Linked DNA regions of Mus musculus: region 2 is linked to region 1. Evidence: chromatin loops called from intact Hi-C (ENCODE). Cell type or tissue: left cerebral cortex. All regions are shown on one strand.

The links. A loop is a pair of places that touch in the nucleus more often than their neighbours do. Peaks named below come from ENCODE experiments on the same cell type or tissue, not always from the same donor. Only the 100,000 strongest peaks of a DNase experiment are listed, where the experiment ranks them.
Region 2: a loop joins it to region 1, with 2.6 times the contacts of the local background. A loop is called at or near these places in 4 of 42 quality-filtered maps.

Annotation. Positions count from the first base shown.
Region 1 is chr8:124,673,540-124,681,539 of GRCm38, reverse strand. Ttc13 (tetratricopeptide repeat domain 13) reads left to right here. Exons shown (of 23, transcript NM_001373939.1): 16 at 1,469-1,552; 17 at 2,454-2,538; 18 at 5,090-5,199; 19 at 6,183-6,318; 20 at 7,099-7,178; 21 at 7,805-7,883. Among named protein-coding and RNA genes, the nearest start is that of Gm46058, 11 kb to the left of the region's middle. In left cerebral cortex, a CTCF peak has its summit at 3,818 (motif pointing right); DNase peaks (open chromatin) are centred at 392, 3,843 and 4,698; H3K27ac peaks cover 1,150 bases.
Region 2 is chr8:124,544,826-124,552,825 of GRCm38, reverse strand. Cog2 (component of oligomeric golgi complex 2) reads right to left here. Exons shown (of 18, transcript NM_029746.3): 13 at 7,524-7,697; 14 at 6,734-6,806; 15 at 6,133-6,275; 16 at 4,170-4,309; 17 at 2,476-2,659; 18 at 818-1,435. The coding sequence ends at 1,334. Among named protein-coding and RNA genes, the nearest start is that of Agt, 21 kb to the left of the region's middle. In left cerebral cortex, CTCF peaks have their summits at 4,432 (motif pointing right) and 6,578 (motif pointing right); DNase peaks (open chromatin) are centred at 1,658, 5,511 and 5,828; H3K27ac peaks cover 3,337 bases.

The DNA of each region.
Region 1 (8,000 bases):
ATATTTCTAGCTCTAGGAGCCTAGATCAAGAAACTGTTGCTCCATCTAACATGTGACATTTAAATTTAGGTTTTAGTATAAAAGTCTTTTTTAGACTTAACCTTTTTAATTTCTAGAAATTATGTTTATTTTCCCTTTGTTACTGGCTCCTTTCAGTTCCCCATGGAATGATTTGTGGCACTTTTACCTAGATTTGGTCACATGCTGTAACTGAGGCCACTGTGTACCTGCTTATGTTCTTGCTGAATGGTACTTGAGTCACAGACCCATGTCATGACTTGATGGAGTGCAGAGAAGTAAGGGACACCCGGTGTATCCAGGGGCCAAACCTGAACTGTCTCGGACAGACAGTGGGCCGTGCACCAACCCACTGGTGAATCCCTCCTGACTAGGAAGCTGTGACGCATCCCTTGTAGCTGCCAGCCACTGCATCCCAGGAAGTCTCAGGAACTGAGGCCCGAGACATAGGTAGAAGCCAGAATGGTGAGCCACGCCTGGGTGGTGAGCCGAAGAACAGCAAGACAGATGGACATGACGAAGGTCGCTGTAGCAACAGATGAATGAACAGATTTGTGAGGGGGCAGCAGGTGGGGAGCAAGTGTAGAGATGCAGACCCCTGCAGGGGGTTAGAAGAGAGCTGCAGACACTCTGAGGTGCTGACAGAAAAGCATCAGAGGCATCCATTATTCTGCTTCTAGCTGAGGCCACAGTTGTCCCAGTCAGTCTAAGAGTAGTAGGAGAAAAAGCGAGAAGCTGGAAACTGAAGTGCCCTGTCAGGGAGAGAAGTCCTCCTTGCATCATGACCTTGATGTGAGGGAGCTGTCAGAAGCAGGGAGTGGTGTTTCCTAGGGTAGACGGACTTCGACTCAGCTGTTGCTAGACGCGAACACCTTCAAGAGAGGGGAAGAAGAAAACAAACAAACAAAACAAAAAACGGAATGGGCATGTGAGGAGTATAGTGTCTCCAGAGGGTAGAGGGAAGGAGGACTGCTAAAAGGCCCGAGAGGCACCCTCAGACAGGCAGGCATGCACACAGAGAGCCTGCCGTGTACAGAGAGCTTGGCGTGTCCAGAGCCTGGTGTGTCCTTACGCAGGCACACACAAGTGCCAGGCATGTCCAATACGCAGGTGCACCCAGAGAGCCAGGCACATTCAATAGGCAGGCGCGCACCCAGAGAACCAGGCGCGCCACTCATGGTAGTCGCCATCAGGTCTGAACTCCTGAAGCTAAGGATTTTCCTTCCTCTGTGGCCTGTCAGGAGCTACGTCTTTTCTGGACACTTTCTGCCAGGACAGATTCCAAGAGCCCAAGCTTTCTGCTGAGATGGGAGTCGCTACTCCCACAGTGACAAAGCAAGCCCCTCTCTTACACTTCCCCATATTTGTCCCCGCTCTTTGTTTTTGGAACTAACTGATGTTTACAAGCCTTTGTAAAATGATGGTTAATTTTATCGCTTTTACCTTACAGGGGTCAAGTGATCAATATGAGATATCTGGAATATTTTGAGAAAATACTTCATTTTATTAAAGATAGAATTCTTGTTTATCACGGGTAAGCCTCCAGTTCTCCTCTTTGCTGTGATGCATTGGTCCCATGTGTTTCATGTGTGGTCTATCTGTGAGATTTGAAAACTGAACCACATGTAAATGAGGAAAATACCTAATAAAAAATATAAAAAAAGAAAAAAGAAAACTGAACCACAGGCAGACCAAACGAACTAGACCGGAAGTTTAATTAAAGCCTGCTTCCGCCAGAGTAATGGCTTCACAGTGTTGGCCTTGGCAGTGCTTTCGGCCAACACTCATCACAGTGACACTCCCGATTGCCGACAGAGCTTCCGTCCATCCCGCGGGGCATTGAGTTTTGAGGTGGAGTCACCAGCTGAGCATGAGAACCGTGTGGCGCCCCCCCAGCAGGGTGCTTAGATCCGAGCAGCTTGAGAAGTGAAACCACACACTTGCCAGTGCAGAGTTGGAACAGGAGAATCAAGGGTCAGCTAAGACCCCCGCGCCTGCGCATTGGCCTGCTGCATTTCCTGATTCGCCGCGCATGCCTCTGCAGCCCCACACCTGTTGGCTCGCATTGACTCCTGCTGTTGCCCAGTGTGGGATGCTGTCTATCCTCTCCAAAGACCTCTTCATGCTCAGGGCCTTTGCATTAGATGGTATGACATTTATACGGGACCCACACATGGGCCTCCAGTGCATTGCGTCAGCCCCAGGCCAATGCTCGCTGCTTAGGGGATGCGGAGCAGGTGGATAAGAAGTCAGTAACATGATTTTCTCACATGTATTATTGATTTGGGTGGATGACCCTGTCAGTGAGATGCCCTGGGATATATGGGCCTGCAGCATTGAGCTGCTTGTCCTTAGGAGCAGTTATTTAAGACGTGAATGGATCTGCGTATCGTATTCTGCATTAACCTCCCTCTGCCCTTCCCCCTCTCTTCAAGAGCAAATAATCCAAAGGGCTTATTGGAAGTCAGAGAAGCTCTGGAAAAGGTACACAAAGTGGAAGACCTCCTTCCAATTATGAAGGTAAGTTTGCTATTAGCATCTCAGGTGGGGCTGGAGCAGTGACTTGGTACTGAAGAGCCCTGCCTTTATCATCCCAAGGACCCGGGCTCGATTCCCAACACTCACGTGGTGACCTCCTGTGGTGTCTCAAAACTGTCTGTAAGTCCAGTGCCAGGGCATCTGACTTCTGACCTCTGCAGGCACCGGGCATGTAGGGTGCACAGACATACATGCAGACAAAACACACATACACTTAAATTGAAAATATATCTCAGGAGGAATTGTATAAAAGAAAACCAAAGCACATATGTGACTGTTGCGCTGTCTCAGAACTTACAAAGTATAGCATCTGAGACCCCACATTAACACACTGTAAGCAGTAACCCAGATCAAGTACAGCGCTGGAACCAGACTCAACCAGAACCGACTTTCGAGACGCAGTCAATTCAGGAAACAAAGGACTTGAAAATAAATATACTCACGCTGGACCTGTGGCCACAGTCCAGTACTCCCCAGCGGCCCAAAAGCCACGCAGCTGTAGTTAGATGGATTCCTAAAAGGAGAGTTGGAGAACCCCGTCTCCCCCAGATTCCTGTGGGCGTTGTTTGTTGTCCCGTAGGATAGGCGTGTGGAGGCCAGCAGCTGCAGAAGAGGAGGTACCTGAGGCAGGGGCGGGGGAGCCCTTGTTGTGTGGCCACATCTGCAGTGGAAGTCTGTGCCGTAGCAGGGGTTGCTCAGAGTTAACTGTGAGCTGAGACAGAGCTGTGGCCTTGATGGTGGGAAGTTGCTCTGAGCACCTTCATCTCCATTTGCTCCCAGAGGTGCCTCACTGGGAGTCACGGGAGTACCCTCTCCTGGTACCTAGTAGGCCCGTGTCTGATTCCCAGCACTGCAGCAGCAACAGCATAAGTCGTGACGTCCGTTTCCATCTGAAATGCGCTCTGAGAATGGAACTGAGGTGCGGCTTTGACATAGAAAGTCAGAACTAAAGGAAAGATCACAGAAGGAGACAAAAATACCCATAAGTCTTGCATGACACGGTAATGGCAGATTTGTTGGAAGAAGACTCTCAGGTGGCTTTTAACATCACTTGTGTGGTGCTGACCTTCAGTATCCCGGCAGCTCCTCCATGACAGGCGGCAGGACACACTGCGGACAGGAGACCGGCACTGCGCTGGGTCAGCCTCTGTGGATTTCAGTCACTAAAATCTAGTAAGACTTCAGGTGGGAGACGAAATCTGCTTACACAGATCGTGGAAAGGAAAGCAGCGTGCCAAGGTGCATTCACAACACCTAGCCAGAGGGTGGCAGCACTGCCCTGCTGTGTCGTCTGTAGGAGCTTGTCCTTTGGATGGGAGCGTTTCCAGCTTCAGACTGGCTTCAGCCGGATTATGGATGTGCATATGGGAAACTTGTAGCTTTCTTCTTCCTCTGAAAAACATGGCGTGCCACTGGAGACTTAGAAAAGCACTCAGGCCCCAGCAGATAGATCGTTAGCCAGGAGCATGGACCAGAGTCAGAGGCCCTCCCTCAGCCCTCCACTCTGCCACTTCCTGGCCCAGCAGTATGGCCAGGTTTGTTCCTTTTCCTGGGACTGTGCATTCATACCTGGTCTGTTTGTGGCAAGGATTCAGTGGGCATACGGGAAAGCACCTGCACTTGTTTTCTGAGAGCCAGTCCCTGAAGAAAGGCGCTTCTCCCTCAATTCAGCTGAAAGCCCTGGTAGTCAGTCCTGCCCAGCTGCACCCTGCCGTGGGCCTCCAGCCATCGCTCCTGTGGCCTGCTGCAGGAGAAGCCCTCCCGCCAGAGCCCAGAGTCCTTTGTCTGTCACTGCCTGCCCTATTCCAGCTCCATCCATCCCAGCCAGAGTCGGAGGGCACTATTCTAGAATAAAGGCAGAGCATCGCAGGTTTTAACTCAGAGCTGGCATCTGAAGCTGTGTTCCTAGGAGACACCCTGGCCGGCTTTGAGGAGGTCCCCTCACAACCTGTGGTCTGCGAGGTTAGAGTCTGTGAACCTAAAACACACCTGGAGAGGAACCACTGAGCACCCCTCGGGCCTGCGGCTCTGGGGAGCACTTGCAGGGCACAGTGCTTTTTCAGGGACACATGCTTTTTCAGGTTGCAGGAGCTGGCATTGCTGCTCCTGGCTGGCAAGGCTGCTGCCTGCTGCGCTGGGAGGAGAACCAACCCCAGAGCAGCTGCTGCACTGAGCTAGATCTTGGCTGTAGGGCACCTGCAGCTTTCTGCTGGGGCCCCTGCTGCTCTGTAGGTTTGTGGGATGTGAGGCACTTAGGGCCTGTGTTGCATCTAAAGAAAGGAGAAGTGTTGTTAGCCACTGCCTACCAAGAGAGAGCACATGGTCTCTCAGTTTGAATGCCTCAGACAAGCCCAGAGCTAAGTCTAAGGTTCAGGACGGATTAGAAGTAGACATGTCCAGCCCGTAGCATGTGGGCGATATGTAGCTCAGGGGAGCTGAGAATGCAGCCCAATGTGTGTGTGGTGCTGCATGACAGAACCATGTTACAGTGTGAGAACTGCAGCTAATATGGATTTTTATTTTCCCTCGAAAGCAGTTTAATACCAAAACAAAGGACGGGTTCACCGTGAACACCAAAGTCCCCAGCCTCAAAGATCAAGGGAAGGAATATGACGGCTTCACCATCACCATCACAGGAGACAAGTATGTTCGCTCCAGTGTGACGTGGGGCTGGTGGCGGCCAGTGGAGGGATGTCCTGATGTGAGCCGTGTCTGGGCCATGTGTGTACTCAGTATATGCCTGGGGCAGCATCCTTCCTGGCTAAGTGCACACAACCCATTTGAATTCCCACAGCACCTCTGCCTGGTGCTCAGAGGCTCCGGAGAGCTTGTCCAACAGCAGGAAAACGGGTCCATGCGGGCCCAGGGCTACCATGCACGCATTGCAGATTGCTGGGTCTCGAGAGGGTGGCAATGTCTTTGTGGAAAGTTTGCACATCTGAGGCTCTGGCCATCATTACTCTCAACCGCCGCCAACTGAGAAGCATTTTACAATCATTTCTTCTTTGATAGTTTCATTCATGTCTGTAGTGACTTTTAGTCCTTCTTATCCCCCCAGTTATTCCCACTAAACCCTTCTTCCCACAAGGCCCCCACTCTCTCTCTCTCTCTCTCTCTCTCTCTCTCTCCCCCCCTCTCTCTGTGTATGTATGTGTGTCTGTGTGTCCTGCTGAATTTAAATAGGATAGACCCACATTCAGGCCACTTCTCCCATAAAACTTTCAGCTTTTCCCTGCTTCTTCCCTTTATGTCCCCAAGCCTGGTCTCACCTCTCCCTCCAGCTAATGTTCTGAGAACCAGGAGGTTCTGCAGATAGCGTCATGATAAGTCCATGCTGTGTGAGTTTATCCTCACAGAGCCACAGTGGTGCTGCGTGCAAAAACATAAGCACAAGACATGGTAGTAGCAGTGTTCATGAGCCTCCCACAACTTCTGCTCCTGCCTGGGCAGAGTGGCTGGGAAAGTGACAACAGGGCTCAGAGCACTCCGAGCAGCCACCATTAGCATTCGTGCGTGCGCGCACGTGCGCGCGCGCGCGCACACACACACAACACACGCACACCACTTCTCCAGTTTCTGTTTGGATTGTTTAATCTATGCCATTGACAGCAGTGCTTGTGTTTCAGGGTCGGCAATATCCTATTTTCTGTGGAAACTCAAACCACAGAAGAGAGGACACAGCTGTATCACGCTGAAATAGATGCACTTTATAAAGACCTGACAGCGAAGGGCAAAGTACTGACCCTCTCGGCAGAATTCGGGGTAGGTTTGGCTTTGTTTTATTTTCTGTTCCTGGGGTGTGTGTGTGTGTGTTGCTGAGGATGGAACCTGGTGTGTGTTTGTGAGTGTGTGTGCACATGTACATGTGTGTGCGCGCGTATGTATTGCTGAGGATGGGACTAAGAACTCCAGTGTGCTAGGCAGATGCTTCACTGCTGAGCCACACCCCAGTCCTGCAATTTCTTTGGCAAATGCCCCACCCCCTCACCCCCCACCTACAGTTTCCCCTGTTTCACTGAGGCTGTTTGTCTTATGCCTGAAATCAATTGTAATTGTCTCAGCCTCCTTTCTAGTACTCCTTGGAGCAAAAACATTTCCAGGGTTTAACAACCACAGCAATGGGGTGGCACAGTACATATTGTTAGCTCTGCGGTGCGTCAGTGCAGGTTTGTGGTCAGAAGAGGTTTGTCCAGGTCGGCCACTGTGAGCATGGTCTATAAGTTCCCTCATTAGAATTGCTGCTTACTGTAAAACTGTGATTGTGACTGGCACCTTGAAGGGATTTAGCGTCACCGAGGGGGCACCTCTGGCTGTATCGATGAGTGTATTTCTAGAAAGGTTTAACTGAGGAAGGGAGACCCACCCGAAAGCGGGCAGTGCCCTCCATGGACTGGTTGTCCTGGTCTGAATCAGAAGTGGGAAAGAAAGTTAGCTTTCTAACTAAGCACGCCAGCCCTGAGAGAGGGCAGCTGGTCAAGATCTTGTGCAGCGCGAGTTCCTGACATGGGGCTGAAGTTCATGAATCTCTGTCCTTTCTCCTAGGAGGCTGATGCTGTCTGCAACTTAATCTTATCCTTAGTGTATTACTTTTATAATTTAATGCCCCTGTCTCGAGGATCTAGGTAAGTGATGTCCCGTCCTATGACAGTTTCAGATCGAAACTGTTGCTATGGCTTTTGTTTGTGTCACAGGCACAGCCTCTAAAGCCCACTACAAATCACAAGAAGTTCCCATTGTTTCTTCTAAAATCCACCCCCTGCCCCCAAGTCCCGTTTTTGGTGGGTATAGTGGCATGTGCCTTTAATGGTAACCCTGAGGAGACAGGCAGGTGGGTCTCTGAGATTGACGCCGGCCTAGTCTACACAGTGAGGCCCTGTCTCGGGGAAACAAAATGAAAAATAGAAAGATCACACCCGTGGCCAACCATGAAGGGGATTTAAGGTCAGGCCAAGAGGAGAGGCTCCGTGTGCTGCTCTCTGAAGAAAGCAGCAGGGAGCAACCCGGTGGGAACCCGCCTTCCCTCAGAGCGCAGATGCTCCTGTGGACCCTCAAGTTCCTTATGCTCTTTACGTAGGAAAGTAGAAATATTTTCAAAATAAACACGACAAAGTTCTTCTGTTAACTAAACATTTAAGGTTTTAGTCCAAAGAATTCCTATGTAAGATTCTTTTTCATGATGGACGCCCGCAGGGAGGTTAGCGTGATAGCCATAGGCCAGGGCTGGCTGAAGTCTGTCCTGTCTTGACAGTGTCATTGCGTATTCAGTCATTGTGGGAGCGCTGATGGCCAGTGGCAAAGAAGTGGCTGGGAAGATCCCCAAAGGGAAGGTATGCTGGGCTGGCGGAGGCACAGGCATGGCTGCACCTCGCCCCGGGCTTCTGGCTGTGGACCGCATGCGAGCTAGACCCCACACCATTTCCTTCCTTTTATCACGTCCTGCGCCT
Region 2 (8,000 bases), 130 kb after region 1:
ATGGAGTTTGAACTTCTGCCTCCACAACAGAATCACTTCTTCGCAACCAGCTGCCATATTCGTGGTCAATGAGAGCAGCTTAAGGTTAATAGGAGGGAGCTGGTGGGATGCGGGCCCCTGAATGACAGACTGGCCTCCTCCTTACAGCTCTCTTATACCAGGAAGCAGTGAACCGCATGGGAGACGGGTTTTGAGTGTGTATGTTGAAGCTGGGAAAATGTATAACCAACTTTAAATCTGTCTGAATAAAACTGACTCTCAACAGGGAAACTTTGGAAAAGGAGCTGTTTTGGGGAGCGAGACCCAAGTCTGGGACTGCTAGCTTTTGCCTGAACCTCCTGCTCTCAAGGACAGAAACATCCTGGGGAGGCTGGAATATAATGGTCTGGAGTCAGAGCCAACAGGGTAAGAGATTAGGCCTTTAGGGCTGAGGCCATTGTGTCCATTGAGTACACGGGCTGGCAGTTTGGGTTTGGAGCTATTTTGCCTGGGCTTAAATCCCACCTGCCGGCCACCTACCCATAGATGGGAAATCACAATGCCAGAGTTGGGCTGGGCACTTTCAGGGAGCAAGTGACAAAGCCATTGGACAAGGATAGGCAGGGCTCCTTGGGTATGAAACCGTGTGTGTTCAAGATGCAGCTTTGACCTCTCATGACTATCAACAGCACAGCTTCTTGGTAGAGTACCATTCTACCCACCTGAAGCAGCTAGAGGGAGACCTACAGAGACAGCATCCTCCCATCTGTGCCACAGGGAATGTGTGTCACTGAAGGCAGGCAAGAGGGCCACTGGGACTGGATACATAACTCACACATTTGCAGTAGGTACTTCTTTTATTTAGGAAATGAATCTTTACTGCCGGCTCTGGCTCTGACAGAGGTGCGGATTGGCAAGATTGGAAGTGCTACTCTTCTGTGCCCAGATGGACGGGCCACTTTGTAGCCTCTAAGGAGGCCCAGGGCTGACAGTATCTCCCAGGTCGGAGGGTTGGGGACAATCAAAGTTCTACTCTGCATTGGTGCATCCTGCCCAGTGCTTGCCCTGCAGGGCCAGGACAGCCCACCAGCCACACTTGTCGATTTACTTTTACCATATTGTAGACATCAGCTGGTCTACACTAAGATTTACAATAAAAATAAAACAATTTGTTCTGTAAACTAGAGCAAAAAGCTTTGAATGTCTTAAAAACTATCTTCCATACAATGGAAAGGCTTTTGGTTCTTTCTTGGTGAAAGATGGCCCATATAAGTGGGCGGAGGTACAGGCTGTTGCTGGGTGACCCGGAGGACAAGGGTTGCTTTCTTCCCTACTCCAGGTCCTGCCAGGATGCCTAGGGCTGTTCTGCAGCCGCCTGGTCCCTGGCAGCAAGGACGAGCTCCATGAGGGCTGGGAAGCTCTTGATGTCGCTGGTCTGCAAGCCCATCCTTTGTATCTGCAAAGGCCATGAGAATGAGTTGTCACTGTGATGAAATCTGACTGGGAAAGGAGGCTGCCATTAAAGCCAGGACAAACTGACCCTGCCCCACTAAGGCACAAAGTGTTCCCAAAGGAAGGAGGGAAAGGTTTTCTGTTAGCGCAAAGGGCTGGCTCGGTGCAAACCCGCATAGCGTGGGCCGCGCGCTTCATATTCTAAGGAGCTAGCCCACCATACTGGACTCTAGCCAGGGAAGGAGGCTCTTCTGTGGGCTTTAGAAAATGCTGGGAGAGAAAACCCACGTGCAGAGAATAAAAAAGAAAATTATTCTTTAGTTAGAGTTTCCCACAAAGCACAGCGAGCTCTCCTTTTTCTCAGCACCGTCTCAGAGAGCAAGGGACCAAGACACACAGCATGGCAGTGCTCTGTGCTATGGGGTGTCCCACCTGAGCAGCAGCAGGGACCGCATATCCCTACTTGCTCTGCCCTTGTCTTGCTTGGGAAAGACTTCGGATTCCTTATGGAATAAACATGGTGGCAGGTATCTGCAGGCTGTCTATCTCACTATCGTTTTTTGAGATTGGGTCTTACAATTCCACTTGTGGCAATCCCCCTGCCTAGGTGGCAGGGATAACAGGCTACGTATAGACCTGACTGTCAAGAAAGGCAGTTGCCTACATTTGTAAATGGTCGTACAGTGGATGTCACTACACCCTCATGGGAGGTTTACGAGCTGCCATCAGCCATCTACCATGATGTCAAAATCAGTGCTCTATATGGCACAGGACAGGAAGCTGCAGGCCCTGCCACTGGCTCAGGATTTCAGGCATCAAGGGCAGCTCTGTGGACAGCCTGAGCAAGTGCTGAAGCACCCAGGGAACCTGCTGTGGGGAGGGAGGGGACACTCGGGATCCCTCTGCCTTTTCTATTGTCTACTTCCTGGCACACACCCTTCTTCACAGCAAATTGGGCCTGACTCTTTTCTATCGATGGCCCTAGGGAGGTGACACCTCAGCTTTGCTAGCCTGGCCCTCAGAGCAGGCACATGCTCCTAGTACCTGTTCTCCCAGGTGCTCCACGTCCAGGGCCAGCTGCAGTCGGATCTTGTCGTCATCACTCATACCACCGCCGCTGGAGCTGACAGGGTTGGTGGCTGGGGATCTCCTGGCTTGTTTGAGGCGTTTCAGGCTTTCCTCCATCTTCTTCACTGAGTTCAGCACGTCTGACACAGTCTCAAAGTACCTTGGACACAAGATGGTAATGACAGGTTGGTAACAGACACTGGTGACACCATGTAGGAACTTGCTTTGTAAATAAGAGATTCTTTTTTGTTTTGTTTTGTTTTTTTGTTTTTTTTTTTTTTTTTTTTTTTTTTTTTTTGAGACAGGGTTTCTCTGTGTAGCCCTGGCTGTCCTGGAACTCACTTTGTACACCAGGCTGTCCTCGAACTCAGAAATCTGCCTGCCTCTGCCTCCTAAGTGCTGGGATTAAAGGCGTGCGCCACCACTGCCCGGTGTAAATAAGAGATTCTTAAGATGGCAGTCACATACAAAACAGCTCAACAGGAAAATGGGCTGTCATGTTTCCTAAGTCTCTAGCATGATGTTCCCCGAGAGTGCATGGGTGTCTGTCTAAAGCCCTAGTCCTGGGGCTGGGGAGAAGGCTCAATGGGTGAGGAGTTTGCTGTGCACACATGAGGACCTGGGTTCGGATCCCCAGCACCTCTGATGCCTGCCTGTAATCCTAGCACTGGGGTGCAGACAGGATAGTCACTGGGGTTTCTCCAGATGGCCAGCACAGTTGAATTCATGAGTTCGGGGCTCAGTGAGACCCTGTCTCAACTAGGTGGAGAATAATGGAAGAAGTCACCTTCGGCCTTCCATGTACATACAAATAAAAACGCTAGCTCTAAGTACAGGAACTGAGGGCCAGTGTCCTTTCCAGGTGCAGGACTCTCTATAGCACGTCAAGGCCAGTCAAGCATTCTGCCTCTTAAAGTACAAACATATCTCAGGATTTTCAACAAAGCTCACTTATTCCCAAACTTTCAGCATAACATTACAAATCAGTCACTTTCTTGCCTGGTTGACAAACTGACTGTGTGGCACTGGGAACTGATTTGCCTACAAAACCACGGGGTTAGGTACTGTTGTGTCTAAACTGACCCACACAGCAAGGTGGGGGTTCGGGGGTGAACTCAAAATGAAAACAAACCCTACTGTAAAACGGTGAGTAATAAACCAAGAGTAAAACAGAGCCACAAACCGCTTCCCTCTCTCCTGTGCGGGAGATGGAACCCAGGGCTGTGAGAGTGCTAGACAAACTCCACCAGGAGCCAAGAGGTGGCTAGGAAGACATCCAGTTAACTGTCCCTGCCGGGCCTTCTGCCCGACCTCACTTTACACGCACAGTCAGTCCTTCCTGCCCATCATCTAAGGGACCCGCCGGAGGATACTCTGTTACTGTGGTAATTCTACTGCACATTGGAATCTGCTGAGGAGAGGAAGCACCTGGCTGTGCTGAGCGGGGAGGGCAGTAAAGGTGCCCTCGGGGTTCAGGTTGGGGACTCACTGAGCCCAGGTCAGCCTGACTGCACTGCAGGTGGAGAGGGGGTGAGGGAGGGAGGGATTGGATCAAGTGCCTGCCCACACCTTGCCCATTTACAGCTGCAGTTTCTACAGGCAACCCAACGCTCCAGGAGCCCTTGCCCAGGGTGCAGACGGGCAGCTCTCCAGAGGCCACACTAACTTACCTGTGTGTGCTGTCCGACAGAGCTTCCTGCAGCCAGCTCTGCATCACTGCTGGCTGCACCTTGTCCCCATGTCCACTCTGAAGCTGGTACAGTGGCTTCAGTGCACTGTCTACATATGAAGAGGCTGTGCTGGGGACCTCCTGGAATGCCATTGTAAGCAGGAGTTAGGGACACAAGGAAATAAACAGTCACCATACCATTAATGTTCAGCAAATAGCTCCATCCCTCCCAGAAAGCAGCCAGAGGGCCACAGAAACCACCTGGGGGCATCAGTGTGCCAAGGAGACACCCCCCTGCCTCTGCTGCAGATTAGGCTGGATTCTGCAGCAGGATGCATAGGGCTAAGCCCTGACTCCTCCCACTAGGCAGATCCTATTTAAGGAGCAGGATGGCACGGAGGACTTGGTTCCTTGCCCTGTAGGTGAGGACTGCCCCAGGGCTCAGTGGGGGCTGATGTGCTGTGCATATTCACACAGACCACACAGAAGGAAGGAAGGCAGCTGGGAATGTGCCCAGGCCCCTCCCACCTAAGGGGGCTTCAGGTCCAACAAGAAACAGCAAAGCAGGATACTTTGTTACAAGTTAATGGTAATCTATTAATGGTGTTCTATTGCATATCTAGATCTGCTTGGTTGGCTTATTGGAGTCAGAGCCTGACTTTGCAGCTCTGGACGACATCAAATTTGTGATTCTCCTCTTAGCCTGCCAAGTGCGGGGACAGCGAGTGGTGTGACTACCACATAGGCTTTGCCAGTCCAAACTTTAACATGAGAGGGGACAGCTGGACAAGGTGGCTCACACTTGTAAGCCCAGCACTTAGAAGGCTCAGGCACAGGACTGCCATGAGCTTGAGGGTAACCTCAGCTACACAAACAATTCGAAGCTAGCCTGGGATACAGAGTAAAGCTCTGTTCTCAAGGTGACGGTAACAATGGCAAAAACAATGGTGATGGTGATGATGACGATGACGATAAATGAACAAGACGAAAGCCACCTCACACAAACTGTGGTCAGTGTAAGTCCAGCAGCAAGGAATCCCCTCCTGTACCTCCAAAAGTCTTGCAACAAATGGGAAATGCTAGCAGGAGCTGCTTAGCAACAAATGGGAAATGCTAGCAGGAGCTGCTTAGCACATACGCAAAGGGAAGGTCATGTGATCTCACTGCTATAGCTCCCGAGAGTCTCGGGTAAACAAAAAGGCAGTAAACTAAGTCTAGCACTTCACCATGACCGTGAAAGACAAGCAGAGGAAGAACCAATCACGAGAGAGCAGGAACGAGGAGAGAACATGGAGATGAGTGGAAGAGAACCCCGGTGGCTCTGCAAAGCCTCTGCAGCGCCAGCGAGCCTGTGCTCTCGGCAACGTGCACCCTGCCCCCTGGGCTACCTCACTGGCCGCTAACATATTCCCAGTGCATGCTTTCTAATGTGCTCACTAAGACAACAAGGGAACCCAGGTGTTCCCAATAAAGATTTGCAGGCGTAAGATGAATTAAAAATTGGGGGACTATATGGAGACAAAATAAAGTCTAAATGAGTAAGACTTAGAAACACCGTGAAATCGTTCCTTGGCGCTGGAAAGAAGACTCAGCAGCTAAGAATAGTTGCTGCTCTCGCGCAGGACCCAGGTTCCCAGTGTCTTAAAAAAGAAAGCACTTCCCCAGACAGGCGTGGTACTGCACATCTTTAATGGCAGCATTCAGAGGCAGAGAGGCAAGCAGATGTCTGTGGAATTGAGGCCATTCTGGTTTACAGAGTGAGTTCCAGATCAGTCAGGACTCACACACATACAAAAAGTAGTTTTCCTTAAAATCTAAAGCCCACAGGGCCAAGCACACACTGTGAGTTGAGCTTGCTCCTGACCCTCCCGAGTCCTGTGCCTCAGTCCACCCTGTGGTCTGACTGTGGTCCACATCTCCCTGGCCCTGCACACCACAGAGCTTTCTCCACAAGTGACACTGACCTTATTGGTCCTGCGGTAAAGCCTGGGGACCTCCAGGGCACTCTTGAGATAACTGAAGCAAGACTCACTCAGGTCCTGGACAATCCTGCTGCTCAGAGCCGGCACATGGGCAGACAAGGCACTCTGGGAGTCTTCCAGGGCCGCTGTGACACAGGGCAGTGGAATGAGTCACTGGTCCAGCTAGGGCGAGCTTCATTAAAATGTGACCATGGCGTTTAGAGTGTGCTAGCAAATCAGTTCATTAGTACAAAACAGCATTTCACTTACAGAAGTGAAATCAAAGAGCAAAACACTGAGACAGCTAAGGATTTACACTGGAGTCGAGGTGTTAGTCTAAACATCCCCGAGTCTACAGCCTCACACTTTACATTATTTTTTTTTCAAAAGATTTATTTATTTATTATATGTAAGTACACTGTAGCTGTCTTCAGACACTCCAGAAGAGGGAGTCAGATCTCGGATGGTTGTGAGCCACCATGTGGTTGCCAGGATTTGAACTCCGGACCTTCAGAAGAGCAGTCGGGTGCTCTTACCCATTGAGCCATCTCACCAGCCCCACGTTATTTCTTATTCAGAGTCTGCGTCTAAGTTCACTTCTTACCTGAGATAGACGAAAAATTCTTAAAGCCAATCATTTCGAGTTTCTGCTTGACCGTCTCCAGGAGGTCTGGAAGCTGAAACACATTTTGGACATTAGTTCCTTCTTTGAATCAGCACGAGCAGTCCTGCATCCACAACCTCAGACGTGAGTAACAAGTGTGGAAACCTAGGGCGGCGCTGTAGGTAAAGTCCTCACTGGCGGGCCAGGCTCTCACCACAGCAGCCACTGTGGGGCCGCTGGCTGCACGGCCACTGAAGGCAGAAAAGCAAAACCTCATTTTACAGCTCTCCATGACACCAGAACTGCTCACAGTAACTAGGCCATGTTCTCTCAGAACACACAATATATTTATGCAATCACACAAAATATAAACCGTGAAAAGCAAAATCTATTTGGAGGTGTAAACTTTATGTGTCCATAAAGTTCTCTAAATGCTGGGAGCAAAACAGGGGCCCAACAGAGAAAGTGGGTGGGGACTTTGATTGCATCAGCACTCTCAGACATCTGGGGCCCTGAAGTGAAGATGATTACAGGCCAGCCCACTGTAGGCCGCGCGCAAGCAGAGCTGAGCAGAGGAGGAAGAGCGGAGCCTGCTTATGCGGAGGGTCAGCTTTCTCCTGAGAGCAAGGAGCAGTGGGCACAGCTCGTGACAGCAGGGATCAGGACCCAGAGTGTGGCCCCCTCAGAGGCCACTGTGGAGGGAAACATCCCGTAGGACAGAATGTCCTCGTCGGCTGCACGGGGCCCGCCCACAGTTCACAGATCCAGTGTCCAGTGCAGCGAAGCTCACCCATTCCTGCAGCCTGCCCAGGTCTGAGACCACATACACCAGCTGAGTGCTAGAAATGGACGCGGCGCTTGCTTCTGAAGCATGGCTTCCTTGGTCTTCCGAAGGGTCTTTGCTGCCAGTCAAAGGCTTTTTAGTCTCCTTGGCACTCTCATTAGAAACGGGCCTGACAGAAAGCTGAAAAAGGATTTCAACGATCAAACACTCCCTCGGAGACACGGGGCATTTGTACATGCTCAGCAGCTCTGCACACACACAGGCTGCAGGGTACAGCATGTCTATCTCAGGCAGGTTGGGCCCTGCTGTTCTTAGAACTGTGTCTTCTGGGACAGCCAGTGGGGTAGGAAAGCCTGAGGAAGTCTGGGAGCAGAGTGGGTAAGGAGAGACACACCCCAACTTCCACAGAGCTCCCCCTCCTCCTGGCACCTCAGCTCACAGGTATATCTTCACCACAGCCACACGCCGAGGCCATTTTGCCAA